Regions from separate parts of the Homo sapiens genome. Here region 2 is linked to region 1. Evidence: chromatin contacts called from ENCODE Hi-C data. All regions are on one chromosome and are shown on one strand. Each heading gives the region's core, a stretch centred on a gene start or an enhancer-like site at or near the end of the contact. The rest is flanking DNA. Distances are from core to core; before and after follow the strand shown.

The links. Hi-C counts contacts between places; a loop is a spot of excess contacts on that map. Pooled maps may share reads with other maps.
Region 2: a pooled map shows a loop between it and region 1 (2.1-fold over the local background). The contact joins the promoter of TMEM236 here to the promoter of VIM in region 1. A Hi-C loop is called at or near these places in 2 of 37 single-sample maps with no recorded cell type and 4 of 50 pooled maps.

What each region holds. Positions count from the first base shown.
Region 1 is chr10:17,225,588-17,229,490 of GRCh38, forward strand. It overlaps VIM (vimentin), which reads left to right and starts at 2,654. Exons shown (of 10, transcript NM_003380.5): 1 at 2,654-2,937; 2 at 3,689-3,903. The coding sequence starts at 3,836. It overlaps VIM-AS1 (VIM antisense RNA 1), which reads right to left. Exons shown (of 3, transcript NR_108061.1): 1 at 3,758-3,903. RefSeq lists a silencer at 1,133-1,347.
Region 2 is chr10:17,750,413-17,754,376 of GRCh38, forward strand. It overlaps TMEM236 (transmembrane protein 236), which reads left to right and starts at 1,789. Exons shown (of 4, transcript NM_001098844.3): 1 at 1,789-2,140. The coding sequence starts at 1,884.

The sequences.
Region 1 (3,903 bases), core at 1,404-3,903:
AAGAAAATTGCTAGCCTGCATCTTAGGCTCCTCATTAGTGAAATGGATGATCAAGTCTATCTTGCAGGAGGGTGTGAGTGCATCAAGTTAAATTAAATATATACACAGTGTCTGTCATTCAGTTGGCATCGACATTACCTATTATACTATTTATTATTATTACCTGTATTTCCATGGATTTTAGGTTTTGCTATGGTTTTCATGCTCTCAGTGTACCCTCCTTCTTCTTTCTAACATTCCATCCAAACAGTCCTGCTAGATGCTGTTCTCTTGGCATGGCTAGCCAGCTTTCCCAAAGCCTCCATAGGCCACTAAGCTTCTGTCCACACGGCTGGCTGGTCCGTCAGTTTAAGTCACCCAATTCAACTGACATCATGACAGCTTGCAAATTCCAAAATCACTGTTGGTAATTTAGATGTGGTAGTGTTTATGCCTGGCCTATGAATTATACCACCACGTCTTTATTTATATGCAACTTGCATCATGCTGTGTTGAAAGCAGCTTCCCAGTCCAGCACTTGAAAATACTTCTCAGATAGGTTTTCATAGCAATTAAAAAATAAACACAAAACCCGGGAAAGCTATGTCTGTGTACCCAAAAGATACCTAAGAACACAGTAGCATAGAGAGCAGGCTGAGTTGTCTCACTCAAGGATGTGAGTTCAGATTCATTGATCTCCCTGACTGAAAACTATCACCCATTGATTGAGGCACTGTATATCTTATCTCAGAATGAAATGAATTCTTAAGTCTCATGAATTCTACATGAATGAATGAAAGTGTTTCTGCAACTTTCACTTCTCTTGCAGCCCACCAAAAACAATGGCATTTTCTAATAGGAAAAACACATTGAACGCTGTATATGTGCGTATGTATATGTGTGTGTAGTACATACATATACTTTATTTTGAGACAGGTTCTCACTCTGTTGCACAGGGTGGAGTGCAGTGGTGTGCACAGCCTACTGCAGCCTCAATTTCCCAGGCTCAAGCAATCCCCCTGCCTTAGTCTCCCAAGTAGCTGGGACCACAGGTGTGCACCATCACGCCTGGCTTTTTTTGGTTTCATATATATATGTTGCCTAAGCTGGTCTCAAACTCCTGATCTCAAGCAATCCTCCTGCTTTGGCCTCCCAAAGTGCTGGGACTACAGAACACCTACACTTTTATACATTCTATATGCATCAAACAAACATATGTCTGTGACAAGAGAGCAGCCTATCACAGCCCAGAGACTTCAGAATGGGGACAGGTTGGAAGGAGGAGCTACCTATCCCTGAGATGATGAAGAGGACCAGTGCCCATTCCAGGAGACATCACCGCAGCCCTGAGGAATCGGCTATGGGCACCAGCAGGGCACAGTGCCACACCTCGCCAATGCCTTGTCCTCCTTTTCCATAGTGAGTCAGTCAGCAAGCGTCGCATTGCCCTGGGATCGGCACTGCACGTAGAAGTGAGTTCCACACTCTCTTCCTCCCATAGGGAGATCACTTTTCTCATTCTAAGGGTTCCAGGCACACTCACAATGGTGGCATTTGCTGAGCAGTGGCTTGAATAAAGGGCTCTCAGAAAGCAAGATGTAACTCAGAGCATAGGCTTGTCCTCCAGGGCACCCAGCCCCAGGAATGCTCTTGGGGAATGACCTGCAGCCTCCCAGTGAAAGAGAGAATAAAAGAAAGCCCCAGCAGGCGAGCTGGGCAGTAGAGAGTCCTGTAATTCCACCTTGGCAAGCACCATTTGCAAGAACGAACTGGGATAAGGTAAACAAAATATTGCCTAAAAGAGGCTTGTCCAAAGAAGTCAGAATACGCTCTTCATTTACCTCTAAATTATGTTTCTTAAATACCAAGTAACCTGCAGTACCCCCTGCCGCCACCAAAAAAAAAGAGAGAAATACTTTTTTTTCTCCTATCCACTGCAGAATCAATTTTACAGTGGTTCTGCAGTTAATCCTTTCAGTACACCATAAATCTAAATACTCAAAAAAACCTGTGCCTTTTCAATTGCTACTAAATCACGAGAAGACTGATTTACATAGTCTCCTTTTATCTCCCTTGGCGGGTAAGTACTCAGCTCTGCTCGTTACTAATATTGAAACAACAGCCCTTGAATTGAGTGATTTCCCTAGAAAGGTTAAGGTGACCGAATCTGAACACTCCCTCCATGTCTTGGACACGAAGTTTTTTGCTGCGTAGACAGTTTTATCCCCCTCACCCCAAGGTCAATTGCACGAATTCTTTTGGAAAACAGGACCTATGGCATTTCCCAGACAAATCACCGTGAACCCTGTACTGTGCATTGCTGTCCTAAAATTAACACATAAATCTATTGCCGCCAAAGATTCTGTCATTTGTGTTACATAATTGCCTTTCATTTGAACTCATTAATCAAATTGGGGTTTTTAAGCAACACCTAATTAATTCTTTAACTGGCTCATATTATACCTTTAATGACTTCCACCAGGGTAAAAACCACTGATCACTGAGTTCTATTTTGAAACTACGGACGTCGAGTTTCCTCTTTCACCCAGAATTTTCAGATCTTGTTTAAAAAGTTGGGTGTGGTTTCATGGGGGGAGGGGGAAGAGCGAGAGGAGACCAGAGGGACGGGGGCGGGGACTCTGCAAGAAAAACCTTCCCGGTGCAATCGTGATCTGGGAGGCCCACGTATGGCGCCTCTCCAAAGGCTGCAGAAGTTTCTTGCTAACAAAAAGTCCGCACATTCGAGCAAAGACAGGCTTTAGCGAGTTATTAAAAACTTAGGGGCGCTCTTGTCCCCCACAGGGCCCGACCGCACACAGCAAGGCGATGGCCCAGCTGTAAGTTGGTAGCACTGAGAACTAGCAGCGCGCGCGGAGCCCGCTGAGACTTGAATCAATCTGGTCTAACGGTTTCCCCTAAACCGCTAGGAGCCCTCAATCGGCGGGACAGCAGGGCGCGGTGAGTCACCGCCGGTGACTAAGCGACCCCACCCCTCTCCCTCGGGCTTTCCTCTGCCACCGCCGTCTCGCAACTCCCGCCGTCCGAAGCTGGACTGAGCCCGTTAGGTCCCTCGACAGAACCTCCCCTCCCCCCAACATCTCTCCGCCAAGGCAAGTCGATGGACAGAGGCGCGGGCCGGAGCAGCCCCCCTTTCCAAGCGGGCGGCGCGCGAGGCTGCGGCGAGGCCTGAGCCCTGCGTTCCTGCGCTGTGCGCGCCCCCACCCCGCGTTCCAATCTCAGGCGCTCTTTGTTTCTTTCTCCGCGACTTCAGATCTGAGGGATTCCTTACTCTTTCCTCTTCCCGCTCCTTTGCCCGCGGGTCTCCCCGCCTGACCGCAGCCCCGAGACCGCCGCGCACCTCCTCCCACGCCCCTTTGGCGTGGTGCCACCGGACCCCTCTGGTTCAGTCCCAGGCGGACCCCCCCCTCACCGCGCGACCCCGCCTTTTTCAGCACCCCAGGGTGAGCCCAGCTCAGACTATCATCCGGAAAGCCCCCAAAAGTCCCAGCCCAGCGCTGAAGTAACGGGACCATGCCCAGTCCCAGGCCCCGGAGCAGGAAGGCTCGAGGGCGCCCCCACCCCACCCGCCCACCCTCCCCGCTTCTCGCTAGGTCCCTATTGGCTGGCGCGCTCCGCGGCTGGGATGGCAGTGGGAGGGGACCCTCTTTCCTAACGGGGTTATAAAAACAGCGCCCTCGGCGGGGTCCAGTCCTCTGCCACTCTCGCTCCGAGGTCCCCGCGCCAGAGACGCAGCCGCGCTCCCACCACCCACACCCACCGCGCCCTCGTTCGCCTCTTCTCCGGGAGCCAGTCCGCGCCACCGCCGCCGCCCAGGCCATCGCCACCCTCCGCAGCCATGTCCACCAGGTCCGTGTCCTCGTCCTCCTACCGCAGGATGTTCGGCGGCCCGGGCACCGCGAGCCG
Region 2 (3,964 bases), core at 539-3,038, 520 kb after region 1:
TCACCATGTTGCCCAGGCTGGTCTCAAACTCCTGGCCTCCTCAAGCTATCAACCCACCTTGACCTCCTAAAGTGCTGGGGTTACAGGTATGAGCCACCCCACCTGGCCCCCAAACTATTTTTCTAACATTGCCTCCTCCTGTTTCCTGCTGTGCCACACCAGATTTTCACTAACCCCTGCAGCCTCCTTGGCTGTGTCTGAAATGTCACCGACACCACAGTGCCCCCGTCCATCCTGACCGTGCTTATGTGCCCATCCTCTTCCCACAACCCCAAGGTGAAGCAAGGTGAAGTTCACCTGTGTCCCTGTAGCACTTCATTTACACTCTTCTGGCCTTGGTTTTTTGTTGTGGTTCCTCATTTTATCTCCTCCATTGGACCTCAAGCACTTTCAGAACAGGAACTGCTGTCATTCATTCATCTTCACACCCTAACACATACTAAAATGCTCATTGTAAGTGCTCTAGTATGTTTTTCTTTTCTTTTTTTTTTTTTTTTTTTTGAGAAGGTGTCTTGCTCTGTTGCCTAGGCTGGAGTGCAGTGGCATGATCTCAGCTCACTGCAACCTCAGCCTCCTTGGTTGAAGTGATTCTTCTGCCTTAGCCTCCCAAGTAGCTGGATTACAGGCATGTGCCACCACGCCCCTCTAATTTTTGCTTTTTTTTTTTTTTTTTGAGACGGAGTTTCGCTCTTGTTGCCCAGGCTAGATTGTAATGGTGCAATCTCGGTTCACTGCAACCTCCGCACCTCCCAGATTCAAGCGATTCTCGTGCCTCAGCCTCCCAAGTAGCTGGGATTACAGGCATGCACCACCACACCCGTCTAATTTTGTATTTTTTTCGTTTTTTGTGCAGATGGGGTTTCACCATGTTGGTCAGGCTGATCTTGAACTCCTGACCTCAGGTGATCTGCCTGCTTCAGCCTCCCAAAGTGCTGGGATTACGGGTGTGGGCCACCGTGCCTGGCCTTAATTTTTGTATTTTTTAGTAGAGACGAGGTTTCACCATGTTGGCCAGGCTGGTCTCGAACTCCTGACCTCAGGTGATCTGCCCGCTTCAGCCTCCCAAAGTGCTGGGATTACAGGTGTGAGCCACCATGCCCGGTCTCAAGTATGTTTTTCAAAGGAAGGATATTCATGGAGACAATTGTCATTCTTTAAACATTTGATATGCATTTGAGCTAGTCACAGATAGCTGTTAATGTGTAAATCTTGATAACAGGCTTCTAATGTCACCATTTCAGTTTCCTGTGCAGCAAAACAAAAATAACATTAATTTGTGTTATATGGCAACTAATGCACAATAATGAATAAATATCTTAAGTATTAGGGAGAATCCTGGTTAGAGAGTTGATAAAGTGAATACAAACTCCCTTTTCAAGCACTTGAAAGGGAGGGATGGTTTTCCAAGATGAAGACTTAGGTTTGAGTATCTCCCTTTGCCTGAATTTGCTTTTATGTAAAAATAGAGGGTTGGATTCTATCTATTCCCCTTTAACTCTAAAATTATATTATTCCAGCAGTTTTACTTAACAAGAATTGACTATCACACAAATGGTTTTGTGCTAACGTTAGCAATAAACACCTTTTTAAAACCCTGCTTTTACCCATGCTCCCGGGCATGCTCTAAAGTTCATTTGACTTCTAATAATGGATGTGCAAATATGTTGAGTGATCACTTCCACAATGGTCCTGTTCCTTTAAGAGACCACGGTTGTTAAGTTAGGAGATCATTGAACCATATGAGGGTCAATAAAAGAATAAAAAGTCACTGGTTAGCGATTCGAGGACAAGGAACTTGATCCCAGTTCAGTGTCTGTGGGTCCATATGCTGCCCACAGTCAAAGAGGGAGTCCCAGGTTCTTGGCAGCTTGCTTTTCCTCAGGATGGCTTCTGGAAGGCTCATTAAGTTCGTGGTTTTTGAGCTCCTAGAGTTTGCCGCTTTCTCCATCCCCACACTCGTGATCACAGAACAGTTTGCCACCGCCTACCAAGGAACAAGGGCTAGATCTGACAACACACACTACTGGCTGATCATCTCCTGTTCTATTGCCTATGTTGCGTTAGTGACTCTACTGATCTGGGTTCCTGTAAAAGTTATCCTGCACAAGAAACGTTATATTTACAGAAAAATTAAAGGATGGTAAGTAAAAGAATTTTCTTTTTTTTCTTTTTGATTTGGAGTCTCGCTCTGTCACCCAGGCTGGAGTGCAGTAGGGCAGTCTTGGCTCACTGCAACGTCCGCCTCCTGGGTTCAAGTGATTCTCCTGCCTCAGCCTCCTGAGTAGCTGGGATTACAGTCGCACACCACCACACCTGGCTTATTTTTGCATTTTTAGTAGAGACGGGTTTTTGCCATGTTGGCCAGGCTAGTCTTGAACTCCTGACCTCAAGTGATCTGCCTGCCTCAGCCTCCCAAAGTACTAGGATTACAGGCAGAAGCCACAATGCCCGGCCTGTAGAAGAATTCTTTAGTAGGGAATCCCCATGATGCTGTCAAAGATACGTTTGTTTGTTTGTTTTTTTGTTTGTTGTTTGTTTTAACTTTAAAGTTCAGGGGTAAAAGCGCAGGTTTGTTACATAAGTTAACTTGTGTCATTAGGGGTTTGTTGTACAGATTATTTCACCGGCATGCACCACCATGCCCAGCTAAGTTTTGTACTTTTAGTAGAGACGGGGTTTTCATGTTAGCCAGGCTGGTCCCGAGCTCCTGACCTCAAATGATCCACCCATCTTGGCCTCCCAAAGTGCTAGGATTACAGGAGTGAGCCAACACGCCCAGCCTGTAAAAGAATTCCTTAGCAGGGAATCCCCGTGATGCTTTCAAAGATATATTTGTTTGTTTGTCTGTTGTTTGACTTTTAACTTTTAAGTGCAGGTTTGTTACATAGGTTAACTTGTGTCATGGGGATTTGTCGTACAGATTATTTCATCACCCAGGTATTAAGCCTAGTACCTATTAGTTGTTTTTCCTGATCCTCTCCCTCCCACCGTTCACCCTCTGGAAGGCCCCGGTGTGTGTTGTTCCCCTCTGTGTGTGCATGTGTTCTCATCATTTAGCTCCCACTTATAAATGAGAACATGTGGGATTTGGTTTTCTGTTCCTGCGTTAGTTTGCTAAAAGTAATGGCCTCCAGCTCCATCCATGTCCCTGCAAAGGACATGATCTTGTTCTTTTTCATGATTGCATAGCATTCGATAAAGTATATATGCCACATTTTCTTTATCCATTCTATCACTGATGGGCATTTAGGTTGGTTTCCTGTCTTTGCCATTGTGAATAGTACTGCAACGAACATACGGGTGCATGTGTCTGTATAATAGAATGATTTATATTCCTTTGGGTATATACCCAGTATTGAAATTGCTGAGTCGAATGGTATTTCTGTCTTTAGGTCTTTGAGGAATCACCACACTGTCTTCCACAATGGTTAAACTAATTTAGACTCCCACTAACAGTGTATAAGTATTCCTGAAAGATATGTTCTAACATACTGTGGGTAAGGATGTGAGCAGAGCGTAAGGATAGAATGTGACATTAATGGGAGGCTACAATTACTGCTTCTGTGAATGTATGGATATTATGGTATCTTCCTTAATTTTTCTACAGTCATTTATACTGAGTGATAATAACACATGAGATGGGTTAGTAAGACTGGAGTTTGTGCCAGTTCATGCTATTCTAAGTAGTAAATGTTGGACTTAATTCTCCTGGACACTAAATTACATAAACTTATCGGAGTGAGCTTACACAACTCATAATCAGAAGATGGTAATGTAGAATTTTAATTTTGCGTAAAACTGAAAGTAATGTCTATTTTTAATTATTTACATTGCATTTTGCAGGCTTACGTCATACTTTGACCATTAACTACGACTTTTAAAACAACTGGTTCCTTTAGACTTTTTATTTACTTATTTTTTATTTTGAGACTGGGTGTGGCTCTGTTGCCCAGGTTGGAGTGCA